Regions from separate parts of the Mus musculus genome. Here region 2 is linked to region 1. A link is a loop called in an ENCODE intact Hi-C map of the cell type or tissue named here. Cell type or tissue: left cerebral cortex. All regions are shown on one strand.

Region 1 (8,000 bases):
CCTGTTTGGCTTCTTAGTATTGTTTCTCAAACCTCCCTCCAGGAAAACAAATTAGAATATAATAATCAAGAGTACTTGATAAAATACATGTTGGGTGAGATCCTGCCAGCATGGAGGATACTTTTTATAACTGGGGAAACCTTACAATCAAGTTTGCAAAGGGTGGGCCTCACCCAGGAGATGATGTCTGAGCTGTACATGCCCCTAGGGGGATTTGAAACCGTCTCTGGATATTCTCTGGTCATAAATCACTCAAACGCAGATTCTTTCATTTCACACTTTCCACATAACCACAAGAGCCCATAACTCATTAGGATGCTGGGGGTTCACTGATATGTTCTTAAAACTAAAAAGATCCAGGAAGTGTGTGATGCCCTCATTTCACCAACACTTGAGAGCAAACATTTCCTCAGTAAGCTTTGTTCCAACCCCCAGCCCTGAACTTTTACTTCACACAATAGGGGCTGCTCACAAAGGAGGGCAGTGGAGGGAGGTTGAGGACTTCAGCTGAAGAAAAAAGGGTTCCTGGGAGGAACTGATCAGTGACCTTTGGAGAAGAGGGCTTCCCTGTAAGAAGAACATCCATCCATCCATCCATCCATTCATCTAGTCACAACAGCTATCTGGGGATTTCCCAGGTGACACCATCTGAGGTCCTTCTGATCTGCATACAGCATAATACACTGATCTGCTTCTGTGTAGTGTGTGTGTGTGTGTGTGTGTGTGTGTGTGTGTGGTATGGTGTGTCTGTCTGTCTGTCTGTCTGTCTGTCTTTCTGTATGTGTTTTCATATGGAAGTTAAAGCAATGTCATTATCTACCAATTGTCTTCTTCCTTCTTATGAGACAGGGTCTCTTACTAGACTGGTGTTCTCTAAGAAGGCTAAACTGAGATCTCGTGAGCCCAGGGTTCCTTCCACCAGTGTCCTTCTTTCCAGTGCTATGATTACAGGTGTGTACTATCATCCCTGGATTTTCTTCTATCTCTTTTTTCTTTTCCAGTGTGGGGTCTAATAATAGATCCCAAGTCTTACACTGTATAGAGTGAGATGTCCAGCAGTCTATCTGCTTCCTCTTGGTCAATACCTTTCTCATAGTTTGCACATTGACTGCCCTTCTATAGTACTCAGTCACTCAGTAGGAAATATCCCTCCATCCTCATGTCCACCCCTTCATCAAACCTCTCCTCCCTTCCCCCATATTGACTGGATTGGATCATTCAGTGTCTTCTGACACTGTTACTCATTCTTTTTCCTCCTTCTGCCCTTACTCTGTCTCCTCTTCCATGCCTCGGCTCCTTCAGGCCATCTTTTAGCTACTATCTCCAACATTTAAAATTTCTCCACTGATATTGTTAGAAGGATGTTGTTCCTCACATGAGCATATTTGAAATACAACTGGAAGCTTCCTAATCTTCAGTCTTTAATGACCTCAGCCAAGCTTATTATCCCTAATCATTTTTCTGTTTCATTCCTTAAATAGTTTTCTGTTTTCTCCTGATTCCTATAAATCTTTTCTTACTCAGTCTCTGGAAAATTGATATATAAAATTCATGTTATTCACAGTAAGGGGATAGTCACTTCCCAACATTCCATCACTTTAGTTTGTCTATAAAGCCCACATGGGCATTTGCAGTCTGGTTGGTATCTCCCTCACCCTTTTCCATGAGTGTTCGTCCATCAATAGATGATGTTGTACTCTCTCACTTGAAAGGCTACAGTCACAGCCATTGCCATGCAAATCCTAGAGTTAGCATCCCTAGGTTCTTCCCCTAGTTACCTCTTATCTTGTAAACCCCCCATTTAGTAGTTAACTCTTGAGAAGTACTTCATATTCAGACTACCTAATTAAAAGAGTTCTTCAGCATCTCTCCATAATTTAATTGTGACTCACATGATGGAATCTCTGGCTCATGGTTCAGGGAGCAGAATCTACCATGCTGGCAAGGCATGAGAGGTGAGTTTTCCTCCTGTCTATGGAAGCAGGGGGTGTGAACCTTTCTCATATCTTGGTGGATAAGAAAGCAGAGATCTTAGACTGAACCCAAGTCCAGGCTATAACCACCTAGCCCCACCCCTACAACCATAACCCTTGTGTCTAAATGGTTCTACAATTTTCATAACATCACCAGTCACAGGGAGACAAAGTGCTGGAATGTATGATCCTATGGGGGACATTACACATCTAAGTCACAATAACATGAAGTAAGATGCAACCACATGGATGGCCTTCTCTTCAAACCTAAACTTGGGGGTTCTCGATTTGGAGACTAGCAGAAATAAATGTGAACATTTTTTGCCCAAGACAATAATAATGTGGTGTCCAGAGCAAAGACTAGCAGTACCATACCTCAGAATTGTTATCTGTAAATTAAAATAATACAACCTCCTCTATAGAATTATGTAATTATTCAACTACCACCCAGCAAGTTAGTAACAGAGGTGGAATTAGAAGCCTGATCTCCCTTACTTCACATTTGTTTTGTGCTGTCTGTCTGAGTGACTGTAAATGTGTTAACATCTATGTGGATAGTCCCATGGTAAGCCCTGTAATCGACTGCCATTCACTCAGTATCAACTTAACTCAGCAAGATGACATGAAGAGTCTGGGACTCTCTTCATCCGTGGCTGTGTACCTGAAGTGAAAATCACCGCATTTCATATCACCAAACATTCTGCTCTAAGCCGTAAGACGATGACCAGATGGTATGAACAGCTGATTCTCCTTCGAAAACGTGGTAAGAAAAGGCAGGAAATAGAAGAATACAAAAATACTTTTCCAAGTTTGAGGGAGGAAACAGAAGTTGTGCAGAAGAGAGTAAAAACTGCACTTTAAGACGATTAGGCTGAAGCTCAAAGATTTTTAGCAAAAGCTATACATGATCATGCCAGGGATACCATAGCCCCCACAAACATCTTTCTGGGACAATGGTTCTCAACCAATCTAATGCCACAACCCCTTAATACAGTTCCTCATGTTGTGGTGACCCCCAACAATATAATTATTTTTGGCTTCTACTTCAGAACTGTAATTTTGTTACTGTTATGAATCGTAATGTAAGTGTCTAATAAAGGGGTTGTGACCCACAGGTTGAGAACCACTGCTCTAGAGGAAGGAAATTTGCACATCTGAGCTAACATCAAAGCTAAGTAAGTCAATAGAAAATAGAGCCTGGAGGAAGAATTTTGCTGCCCTCAGCTAGAGAGTCAATGCCACAGCACCTCCCTGGCTGCTGGTTGTTTCTACTTCTTTCTGACTGTTTGGCATATAAGATTTGTATATGTGTATATACACAGGTGTACAGAGGCCAGGAGACAACTTTGGCTGTCCTCAGGCACCACCCACTTTGTCAATGAGACAGGCTTTCTCAATGGCCTAGATTTTGCCAAGAAGGCTAGGTTGGCCACAGGGATCAACACATGACTCTGTCTCCCAGCAGCAGGATAATAGGAGCATGCCACCATGGTAGGCTTCTTTTATATGGTGCCTTGGAATCTATTTCAGGTCCTCAAACTTGCCTTTCTATCTGAACTCTTTCTCTAGCCTATACTTTTTATTAAATTTTTAAAAAATGATGATGGTCAAGTAATATATATGCTTTGGTTGACATTGAACCAGCATTTGCTGAGACTCTCCTGGTATCAGGGAAAAGAGCCTGAGCAACAAGCACAGGACAAGCCTTTCATTCTCATTATGCTTCAACAAGATTGGACCATCATCCCTTGTATGTAAAAACATGAAGGTTCCGAAAAATTAAATTCTTTGCTGGAAGTGAAGACGTCCCATAGGGTTTGCATTAAGTTAGTGTGATGCTAAAATGCATTCATTAGAGGAGAGGTTCATCCATTGATGATGATTCTGAAAGAGCTTTGCTATCTATTGTCACACTCATTATGATCTCTCTCACACATCTCCTGGCATAGTTTGATCTCTGTGTTTTTGGGTTTTTTGTTTGTTTGTTTGTTTGTTTGTTTGTTTGTTTACGAGATCCATGCTTAGATAACCCAATGTCCAGAGTGTTCCCATGTTGACTCTATGTTGCCAAGAAGTGGGGATGCACGGGTAATCCCTTAGGAAGCACAGCAGGACAGCAATCCATCAGTCAGGCAGTAGGCTTCAGAGCCCGTTTCTTCTGCTGCACCACTGGCAAGGGAACAAGTGTTAATTATTCCACTTCCAGTGTTCTACAGAGACAGCAGTGACTGTGCAGAAAGGCAGGGCATGTGATCAGCTCCAGGCACAGAAGCTTCTCCTCACAGGAAGTCATCACACTGTATCACTATGAGGATGGGAGCCCATGCCAGGCATGGCAGGGTGGCAGCTGCCTAGAAATGCATCCAAGTGCCACAGTGTTATGTCTCTCTGGTTTCTTGCTTCTCTTTTGTCCCATGTCTTGGTCTCTTCTTTGCTTTTTTCTCTGTCTTCTTAGCGTCTTTTATATTCAGCTTTCCTATGCTGTTCATTAGAAACTACTGATTCTCTCCTTCCTCCCTCCTTCCCTCCCTTCCTTCCTTTCTTTCTTCCTTTATTGTTTCTTTCCTTCTTTAATTCTCTCTCCAACCAACTTAAGCATACTGAGTGGCCGTGTGTTTTTCTACAGGGGACCAGCAGAAATAAGCAGAACACTCTTGTACAAGACAATCATTGCAAAGACTTTGTACATGCCTCATTTTGTAGAGAAGCAGAAAGTGGGAGGATGTGTGTCAGTTAGTGGTAGATCCAGAACTAGCACTCTCTCCCTTGACAGTCATTACTAAGTTACTTCACCAAACTCCACTAAATAATGTAATTCTCCTCCATGATGCAAACTGGTCCTGCTGGAAGACTTAACTGAAAACTGCACACACAACACAGCCATCCATTCTACCTCTTCACATATTCTCTTCTTCCCATTTGTTCTCTTCCACTCACACACTTAGTCCAATCATCAGTGCTAATGGCTCAAGGTGACCATTGACCAATGATGGTCTTCTTAATCCACATTCGTGTCCTAAGAAAACAGGGGTCTAATGGTGGAATGAGAACCTGTGAAGTTTTTTAACTCAGAGCCAGCAGAGAAACTCTCATACAGAGTTCACATCATAAAACTATGCATTGGACCCCACTATTGTTAACTCAGATTAAAGAGTGAGAATGCATTGGTCTATAGTGAGTCTCTCTACCTGTATTAACTTCTTTTCTCTTTCTTGAGATTAAGCACCTGAGAGAAACAGTGAAATGGGGAAAGTTTCCTTTTGGTTCATAACTAAAGAGGCTATGTCTACTCATGATGGAACACAGACCTGGGACTCCTCTTGATGGGACTGATTCCTAATGGATTCAGAAGCAAGACCATGGAATGCCAGCACTCACCACTTTATCCCTCTCTTCTACTTATTCAGTCAAAGGTCCACACACATGATGCTGCCCATACATTTAAGGAAGGGAGGGTCTGCCCTCATCAGTTGACTATTTCTGGACATATATCTTCATGGACACACCCAAAGGTATATATTTTAGTGTCCTTGATATTTCTAAATCTAATCAATTGACAGTTAAAATTGGCTTTCATAACAGGCCTGGGTGGAAATTTAGAATGTCAAGGAATGTTTTTTTAGACCCAGAGAGACAAACAATTTGCCGAGTCACAGCCTGTTCCACGAGAAGTCTGAACTAACTACATTGCCTCTCTGTCTAGTCCAGAGCACTGTCCCTGGGAGAGACCCATCCCCTCTAGGAAGGCAGGAAATGATGGATGCTTCCACTCCTTTCTCCCCTCTGTATTTGTTCCTGGCTTTCCTTCCGATGAGCTTACAGGAAAGCTAAATTGTGCTGATTTTTCTGGGGTCCTCCAGATTTAGGTAGGTCTGAGGTCTCTAATATTCTCCTCCATTATCTTGGAGAAAGGCTTTCAAAGGGCTCTGAGACCGTGTACTGACCCTCTTTTTCTTCCTGTCACTTGCAGGGTGCCAGGCTAACCTTGACAGACAACATTTTAGGTTTTCACCACACCCAGAGAGACTCCCACGGGACTTCCAAAAAAGCATGGAAGAGCCAGAAGTGCTGTTCCTTTGGCTGTGGATGTGAAGCCGTTGGCCAGGCCCGGAGGTACTTGTAGGAAGAATGGAAAGACAGAAAGAGAGCAGAGGAAGTTGGAGGTGGCAGGAGGAGGGGGCCCCATTTCCTAGTACTCTAGTCAGGCATTGTGAATATGGCATGTTCTTCTAGCTTTGCCAAAAAAAAAAAAAAAAAAACAAAAAACCGGGTAACATTTGCCTGCAAATTCCAGGGAACTGAAGCGACATAGCATCTCTTGTGTGGGCCAATGAGAGCAGCAGTCTTCTTGGCTCTCTAGGAAGATAAATTTTAGGATTTTTCCCCTCCAGGAAGAAACAGTGAGTCAGGGGCAAAGAGTGTGAAGCACGGCATGAACCTGCCTGGGCTGTGAGATCAGAGGCACAGCACCTACCACCTATGTAAAGCTGGCAGAGACTATAGTTGCGTCAGCTAGCCAAAGTATCCCATGCCTCTGGAGTATGTTACTTCATCTTTATGTATACCACCTCATCTAGATACTGACTGCATGACAACTACTCAGCAAGATATCAAAACCACCTAGCACATAGCATAGAACGGCTCTGTGCACTGTCTGACAATGATGAACATGATGTGGAAGAAAAAGAGGTCTGTGTCAGATGGTCCTCCATATAGTTAGGTAGTTCTGAGCAACACACTCTTCTAGGCTGCTCAACACTGGCAGACAGTCCTTAGCCTGAAAACCTGCTGTGTTTCAGTGTGTGCCTGAAGGGAAGCACCCAGAATGCTCACCAGATGGGTGTTGTATAAATAGCATCCGTTGCCCACTATTGTCTCTGTCCAAATCTCTTCATCAAAGAAAGGTCTTCTGTTTCTCTCAACACAACTGGCTATGGCCTCTGGACACTCTTCACCAGGGCCCTACTTCAGAGATCCAAGAACTCCTCAAGGCAGGGCTCCAGGCTGCCACCACCTCAGCAGTCTATTCAATCAAGAGAGCAGCCCAAGGATCCGGAAACAAGCTGAGCAGATCCAAGTCTGCTGCAGATCCAAGTGTACAGGCGCGTCTCCATCTGGACAAGTGTCTTCTGTCTGGGACACGACCACCCACGCCATTCTTTCTGATCAAACAGTCAGGCTTGCAGTGAATCAGCTCCCGTGGTAGCTGAGCAGGGCCCACTCTCCTTCTGAGGATGGAAGGTCTGTCTCCCAAACAAGCAGGAAGTGTAGGCTGTGCAGTCCTCTCTTCCTAGACAACTCATCCCCTAGAAATGGATGCATTTCTTCTGTCCTTGATTTTAGCCTCATTTGCTTTCATTATCAAAAGAGGTATGTGGTGGGGAGTCAGGTAGCTTTACAACAGGTTATGGTTTTATCATTTAGGAAGTGTGTGACCAAGCTCAAGTCTAAGTGGATCAAAGACCTCCACATAAAACCAGAGACACTGAAATTAATAGAGGAGAAAGTGGGGAAAAACCTCAAAGATAAGGGCACAGGGGGAAAAAAAATCCTAAACGGAACAGCAATGGCTTGTGCTGTAAGGTCAAGAATTGACAAATGGGACCTCATAAAATTGCAAAGACACTGTCAATAAGACAAAAAGGTCACCAACAGATTGGGAAAGAATTTTTACCAATCCTAAAACTGATAGGGGACTAATATCCAATATATACAAAGAGCTCAAGACTCTGGACTCCAGAAATTCAAATAACCCCATTAAAAGTGGGGTACAGAGCTAAACAAAGAATTCTCACCTGAGGAATACCAAATGGCTGAGAAGCACCTGAAAAAATATTCAACATCCTTAATCATCAGGGAAATGCAAATCAAAACAACCTTGAGATTCCACCTCACACCAGTCAGAATGGCTAAGATCAAAAATTCAGGTGACAGCAGATGCTGGCAAGGATGTGGAGAAAGAGGAACACTCCTCATTGCTGGTGGGATTGCACGCTTGTACAACCACTCTGGAAGTCAATCTGGAGG
Region 2 (8,000 bases), 79 kb before region 1:
GCAGCTCACAAGAAGGCTTGACCTCACACGGAGACAGGAAAAAGTCCCTATCACATGTGGCCAGCACTGGGCATCTGCCTGTTGCTGATCCACCAGAGAGTGAAACAGTGGTCTCCTTCGTTGGAAGACAAGCCTATGACAAGAAAGCAACTGCTGCCTCTGACTGCCCGTGTCAGCTCTAGAAAGACACTGAATTCTCAAAACAAGAGCACAATAAACACAAAAAGCCATGCTTATCCCAAGATAACTGTATACCCCTGCCTTCAAAGGTCCGAACAAAAACTGATCTCCACATTGTTCTGGCTCTGGTAGTGGGAGGTTGAATTTCCAAATGGACTCTAGCATTAATCCCTTGTGTTGTTTGGAACTAGTCACTCTGCCTGACTCTAATCACAGATAAAAATGTGTTTAAAGTTAATTTTGTCCTCATTTCTTTTATTCACTTTATGCAATACAATCCAGGGATCTATAGCCCAGAGAGATAGAATTTTAGACTTGGTTCTATGGCCAAAACAGGTTGTGTGTTTGCTAATCTTGGAAGCCCTACTGCACATAATTGTTGCATCCATACAACAGAAAAAGAAGAAATATAAATGGCAGGTACCCAGAAAATATTCGAACAAATATCAATAGGTATGGCTCAACACAACCATCTGGCTTGCAGACCTTCAATACACAACCCTATATGGCCTCCACTCCTCATTGATTTCTCCCTCTGTCCTCTGTTTTGTTCTTAGCCAGTCTTGGGTACTTTCTCAACAGTCCTTTGCCATGCTGTTTGAAATAGGACCATGTACTATTTTTTTCTTTTTTTTTTAAATTAGGTATTTTCCTCATTTACATTTCCAATGCTATCCCATATGTACTATTTTTTGAAGAGATTATTGGCATGAACCATTTTAGCTATGTTTGTTTGTGTCGTTACTGGGTTTTCTTGAAACCATCCTCATTCCTCAGCCCCCATTTCTCTGGATTCCTGTTCCTCAATCAAGATGTTTCCTTCTTGATTTTCACCTCCTCTATCTCTCTGGGTATGAGTTCTTTCATTGTTGAGTCCTGGAGCAATCTGTCAGAAACAATGAGACTTTAGATATGAAAGCGACCTCTATCTCTTCTCTAGTGACTCTTCTGTCACTTTGGAAAAGCTACATTGATCTTTTGAACTTCATCTTCATCTGAGAAATGGATACTGTGTGTAATTCAGTGGCTGCTGTGAGCCTTAAAGGAAATGAACTACATACAGACCCTAAAACAGAGATGCTCTCTGTGTATAGTGGCTTCCTTCTTCCTCCTTTTTTTTTTCAATATTTCACTTTGCAACATATTTTATGCCATATCCTTTTCTTCTAATCTACTAGATTTCAAACTCTCTGGGTCCTAAGAGAGGTCGTATCCAGTCTTATAACTCCAAGCAACAGATTCATAAGGTTATATACCTTGAGTAGACCTAGCATTGCAATTGCCAGAGAGATGTGAAACAGCCTGGCATGAAAGGGGAGAACCAGGTCACCCAACAGCAAAGGCTGAGAAGCAAGTCTAGTAAAGGCTCCCATGCTTCTCTCACCCACACAGAGCTCAAACATTTCACCCAGTTTACTCAAGGCCTTCACTAATGCATTATATACATTTCTCTCATGCTTAGCCTCCTTCCTGAGCCACAATAGTCCACTATAAAGCACCATTCACACATCCTACATCCTCATTCCTCCTTCTCTTCATACCACACAAATGTACCAGAATAAAAAATGCCATCCCTGCAGATTCACAGCAACATTTATGGTTTACTGCTGAGGTCCCTTCACAGCGACTCCCAAGTCTTTAATCCTGACATCCATGGCTTTCATAGTGCTAGCAAGTGTCTTAAGGTCTAAGTTCCACCCTCCCATCCCTACTGCCTGTTTTTAGTGTCCTATGCTTCTATTTCATTCAGAAGACTTCTGTATGTGTTCTTATACAAAGAGACCCAATTCAAGCCCATCCCAGATCTCCTGATAGTACAGGTCCTGTGACATTGTTTCAAGACACCAAGTCTTGAGTTTGTGGCCCGGCATGGGTATAAGAAAGGTATCTGCTAATAATGACCAGCCACACCTAGGCATTATCTCTTAAGGACCTGAGACACAAAGAAAGAGAAAAATAGATACATCTCAGGGAGAGCATAATCCTTTGTATAGTGTAGTGTAGTGTAGTGTAGTGTAGTGTAGTGTAGTGTAGTGTATGTGTGCATGCCTGCATGTGTGTGTGCAGGTATGCATAACTGTGCACTTGTGAAGCTGTAACATTGTTGGATCCCTCAAGGCTGGAATTTTAGGCATTTGCAGGAAGCCCAGCTGGTTGCATGAGTGCTGGGATATGAACTCTTGTCCTCATGTTCACACTGTAAGCACTCTCCATCACAATCCACCCCTACAGCTCCTGCGGATCCTTTTTTTGCTGTCTTACAAGAGAGAGAAAGAATTATTTTATTAAAATCACCAATAACATTTCTATTAAGCTGGGCTGAGCTCATCATAGCCACTGCCTCTCTTCATGTCTATATTATGTATCACCAAGTAGTATGCTTACTTACATAACATTGAAAATGGCATAGTTTGCAGGTGCTTGAATTCCACGCACAGTATCTCTTTTAAAGTCAGACATTGTTTCTTAGCCTTATATCGTGTCTTAATCGGGAGTTTCCATTGCTGCAAAGAATCATCATGACAAAAAAACAGGTTGGGGGAAAAAGGGTTTCTTTGACTTATACTTCCTCATTATAATTTGTCATTGAAGAAAACCAGGACAGAACCTCAAACAGGGCAGAAATCTGGAGGCAGGAGCTGATGCAGGGGCCATGGAGGAATACTGCTTACTGGATTTCTAATCATGGCTTGCTCAGGCTGCCCTCTTATAGACCCTGAATCAGCAGCCCAGGGGTGGCACAATCCAAAACAGCCTGGGTCCTTCCACATCAATCACTACAGCTGGATTCTATGCAGGCATTTTCTTGACTGAGTTTCCCTCCTTTTAGATGACTCTAGCTTGGGTCAAGTTGGCATGAAACCAACAAGGACACACCACCATCATGTATCCAGCTCTGCCTCTCCTCCTCAAGCACAGCAGTAGCTGCCTCCTCTGACCTTCCATAGCTAGCTCTGAACACTCGGATAGTGACATATGCAATCCATGTCATTCTTTTTAGATGACATTCCGTATTCCACAGACCTTTCAAAATTGGCTCTCATAATAGTCTTTCTTATGTACACCCAACTGCTTAGAAAATGGGTTTAGTTCTCTTTCTGAGCTGCAGCTTCTTCATACTTCAGAGAGTCCTTATGGGCTGGGGAGGTAGCTCAGTCATAAAACATTTGCATGGCATGAAGATGACTCCGGATTTGACTCCAAATCTCTAGCATCATTCACATTTACTCACCATGATGCTTTTTATTTGCTTCATGACTATGCCACCATGTGTGTTGAGAGACTTGAGAGCAGAAAACACTTAATTCATCTTCTCTTGAAACTAGCTGAGTCTCAGGCATGGCATAGAAGAATCAGTTTTCTATATTTACTATGCCTTTAACTTTTATTGATACTTGTGGTGGTTTGGAAAAGATATGTCCCTCTTAAGGTCTTCTCTATGAAAATTTGGTCCTCAGTTGGTGGGAATATACAGAGAAGTTATGGAACCTTTAGAAGGTGCAGCCTGGCTGGAGTGAGGTTACTGGGGCCAGGCTTTGAGAGTTTAATAACCTCACCCCATCTTCAATATGCCCTCTTCTCCTCCTGTGTGTGGATAAAGATGTAAGTAGCCAGCTTCCTACTCTGCTGCCATGCCTTCCCTTCCCTGAAAGTAGGGATTGTAGCTCCCTGGAAACATAAGGTAAGTCAAACTTCTTCCTTTATAAAGTGCTTTGGTCGTGTTAATTTCATCACAGCAGAAAAACAATAATGATATGCCACCTAATTTTGCTTTTGCATTTATTTTTGGATTGCAGAATGTAGTATAAATACAAATGATCAAGAGGCACAGATATTGCTATGAAGAAACACACATCAAAAAAAGAAATCAAATACATCCACAAACACCTTCAGTAGATGATTGCATAGGAGAAAGATCAAAAGCAGTCTACTCAGGGAGGGAACTCCAAAAGAGCCAGAACTATTTCTCACTGAAGTCAAGGTCACCCATCTCAACAACGAAGAGTTACTTCTCTAGGCAGGCATTTTTAGGTTCCTTTCGTCCCTCTGAAGGTATAGCAATCATGGCTGTTTATGGAAAGAGATATTTGTATCAGCACAGTACCACAGTTTGCATCAGCTGCAAACTCTCGAGCTGCCAACTGCTTGGACCAAAGGGTGCTAGAAAGCGAAATTCCTCAGGAAATTAACTGGAGGGCCTCTGGGAAAATTAACATGTCCAATTTTCTTTAGGTAGCATACATTTAGAAGCCTTGTTATTCTGCCTCAGCAATTGCAAGCTTTGGGCTTTGGGAGCCAAAATTACATAAAAGTATAATAGAATCCAGAAACTGTGTTACTATGAGAATTAGAGAAGAGTCCACCAAAGACTGATTGCCTCATTTAAGCATAAAATCATAACACATATGTATGTGCGTGTATTGTATATAAGTGTGTGTGTATGTGTGTGTGTGTGTGTGTGTGTGTGTGTGTGTGTGTGTGTGTGTGTGTGTATGTGTTGGCTACAAACAGTCCCCAACAAGTCTACGCATGAACAATAAGGAACATAATTGCAAAATCAGCTAGCTGATAGCAGGTGGCAAACACCACACTGGTTAATTCCTCGAATAGTAAAATTAAGTTTGATTACATAAACACCAAAGGGGCTATAAAAAACACCTAGCTGAATTAAATTTCTCTTCTCCCATTGGCACTGCATGAAACTTTCTCCTTTTTTCATTTTATGAGTTTATCGGTGTTTTATCTGCATGTGTATCTGTGTACCATGTGTGTGCAGTGCCCCAAGAAAGAACCAGGCCCTTGAGCTGGGAGCCAACATGTAGGTTATGGGAACTGCATCCAGGTCCTTTGCAAGAGTAGCCATGGCTGCTAACTGCAGTCCTCTTCAATCCCTCACAATCTTTCTCTACCAAAAGATTATAAGTACTTCTGAATTCATATTATGTATGTATATGTATATATAGTCTCTTTAAATATTTTACAAATACAGTCAGTTTTTTTCACCCTTAATAGCACTTATTTTAAGCGCTCCAATTTGTGAAAACATTGATGAGATACTGTAAATAGCATATAGCAATAAAAAAAAAGAAAGATTGCAAAATATTACCACTTATATCATTGGCACCCACTCTTAGACTTTTAAACTTTCCACAAAATAAGTAGAGAGCTTGCAGGAATGAGTGCATACTCTATGCCTAGCCTCGGGTAACAATAGCCAAGTGCTCTTGACTTGAATATATTTTAACATTAATTGACTGGGTTACACTTCTGTCCCAGGCTTATTGTAAATGCAAGATGCCAAATAACAATATTCTCTCAAATGTCTCTCATAGTTGCCTGTGTTTCTTTTCTCCCTGCTCCAAGAGAAGAGTTGCCACCCACATGCGTAGTAGAGAATGCTTCACTCTTATTTAGAGACTGGGTGGGAGGAAGCAAGCAAGTAAAACAGGCCAGCCTTTCCCTGCATTTGTATCCAGCGTGGAAAACTGATCCATTATTGGAGCTAATTATTTAAAATGAGTGGCAGTAAAAGATTGATGACTGCCACGATTCAGAAATATAACATTTATATATACACACATAGATTTGCTCAGATTTAGGAAAACAACAGAAGTAATAAGCACAATTCTCCCATTTGTATTCTCCCAAAATAACCGGCTCAGGAATCTGGTGAATCATGCATGAAAAATAAGCCCACTCCATTCATACAAACAAATTGTTTTTGTTTCCACTTTTCTACTTGTATGAACAATTGGGTCAGATGTAATTTGACTGCTCATTTCTCCTTCATTCCTTCTGTATTTTTCAAAGAGATTATTTGATATATGGTTGCTATTGGACTTGCATGAAATAGACTTAAAAGGGTGGCTCAAACCCTCATCCTTAGCTGTTTATTTCATGCTAAAGTGAGGGGTCATAGTGAAGCATTTTAAGAGATTCCAGGCTAAGGAAAAAAAAATCACTAAAGGATTCATTCTTCAGTAGTATGCAGTAGGTGCCATTACATTGCTATGCTCAGCCTCTTTCAGGCAAGATCCTATAAAACACTGTATTCTGTAAAGCTAGATTCTCAGCCTATCTGCTGTGCTAAATTCCATGGGCTTTGTTTTTCTCCTGTGCCTTCTCATTCACTTGCTTCCAACCTACACCTCCTAGAGGAAAGACTCTTTTTTTTATCTCCAAGTCCAGCAAATCCCTATCTATTCCAATTCCTTACCCTTGCTTGCTCCAATTTTTGCCTCTGCTGCTCATTATGGTTTCCTTCCTTGGAACTGAGGAGGCTTCTAGCACTCTCCCTCCATCGAAATATACACAAGCTTTAAAATTAATTTCCTTCAATGTTCTCAACACATTCATATTACAGGCCATGTGACTGAAAAAAGAAATTGACATTCAGTGCTCTTTAAATCATATAGATATAGATAGATATAGATGATATAGATATACATATAGATAATATATAGATATAGAATCTGAGGGTTCAGGCATTCCGGCAGGCCATGCTGTAGTGAGCCTTGCTTGCTCACTACAATTTATCTGGAATTTATCTGGAGCTGTGTCAATGACTGGAAAGGATCTGATGCATTGGATCTTGGTGAATAGATGCTAAAATAAACACAGCTAAGAAATAAAGGGAAAAGGGGTGTTACTGGTGACAGGTAAGGAAGGAATTGTTTTCTAAGCAATGCATTCTTCAAACCAAGGACAAGTAGAGATTTTTTTTCTAGGGAGCCCATAGATTTTCACACAGGAAAACTTTTGGCTATGGCACATTCCTGAGCATGGTCAGTTAAGGAATATAGTTTTGAACATGTCAAGTTCAAGCTCATAGTTCAAGAAGGAACAGTGGCATATTGATTTGGGGACATGTTTAGCTCAATATTATAAAGCACATGTTTGAAGATTAAAATGGCAGATAACACAATTGAACATGTTCAACTTGAATCATAATGATGGTTCATAAAGGAATGCCTATGGCATGCTTAGCTTTCTCCAAAATATTTCTCCTGAAAATAAAAAGATAGGTGCTTTGAGGGTGCATTGATATTTAAAAGTTTGTGTCTAAGCTACTTGTTCAGCTTAGAGACTACCATACAATTTTATGGCCCAGATGCTGGGCACTTCCAGAGGCACCACCATTTGTACCCTGCTAGTTGAAACTACCTGTTGGCTGGGACGTCTTTCTTCCTCTCTCTCTCTCTCTCTCTCTCTCTCTCTCTCTCTCTCTCTCTCTCTCTCTCTCTCTCAAGCTAGATGACATGCTATGACCCAAGTTTAGAAGATCCTGGTGACATCGTGGTAATGTAAAAATAAACAAGCAAACAAAATACTACCCTAATCTCAATTTAAGAACAAAAGGAAGACTCTTTCTCTCATAAAGAATGCACACTTTACATTTTAAGAAGAGCCTGTGAGATGAATTATGTCTATAATCACTGTCCAAAAAGCACCACCTCATTTTCCCAGGCACCTCTGCTTCACTTCCTTTCCCCATCAGCTTTGACTTTTATCTGTACTCTTCAGTCCACACCCACTTTTAGTATGGTCCAGAGACCTCTGCATTTGCTTCCCAAACACAGTGCCCATCTTCTTCTGGTTTTGAGTCAATTCTCCTCATGGAATAAAAACAAAATTATCATAGCCAGCAACACTCTTAGAAGTGTGCCATCCACTTCTGCACGGTAAGAAATAAAATAATGATTCGTTTTCCTGTGTGCCTTGAGTCTTCTGAAGTCCTGTTAGAGACGGATAGAAATACTGGGCCTGTGCTAGAGTCTTTTATCCTTGTCATGCGCCCCCCCCCCCCACCCACACACACT

Evidence for each region. A loop is a pair of places that touch in the nucleus more often than their neighbours do. Peaks named below come from ENCODE experiments on the same cell type or tissue, not always from the same donor. Only the 100,000 strongest peaks of a DNase experiment are listed, where the experiment ranks them.
Region 2: a loop joins it to region 1, with 2.4 times the contacts of the local background. A loop is called at or near these places in 3 of 42 quality-filtered maps.

What each region holds. Positions count from the first base shown.
Region 1 is chr12:15,754,848-15,762,847 of GRCm38, forward strand. No RefSeq gene overlaps it. Among named protein-coding and RNA genes, the nearest start is that of Mir6387, 42 kb to the right of the region's middle. In left cerebral cortex, no CTCF peak of the experiment used is centred here; DNase peaks (open chromatin) are centred at 2,704, 4,224, 4,727, 6,096 and 2 more places; H3K27ac peaks cover 2,707 bases.
Region 2 is chr12:15,676,305-15,684,304 of GRCm38, forward strand. All of the region lies in intron 1 of Gm40287 (a long non-coding RNA gene), which reads left to right. Among named protein-coding and RNA genes, the nearest start is that of Gm40287, 74 kb to the left of the region's middle. In left cerebral cortex, no CTCF peak of the experiment used is centred here; DNase peaks (open chromatin) are centred at 1,689, 4,377, 5,584 and 6,291.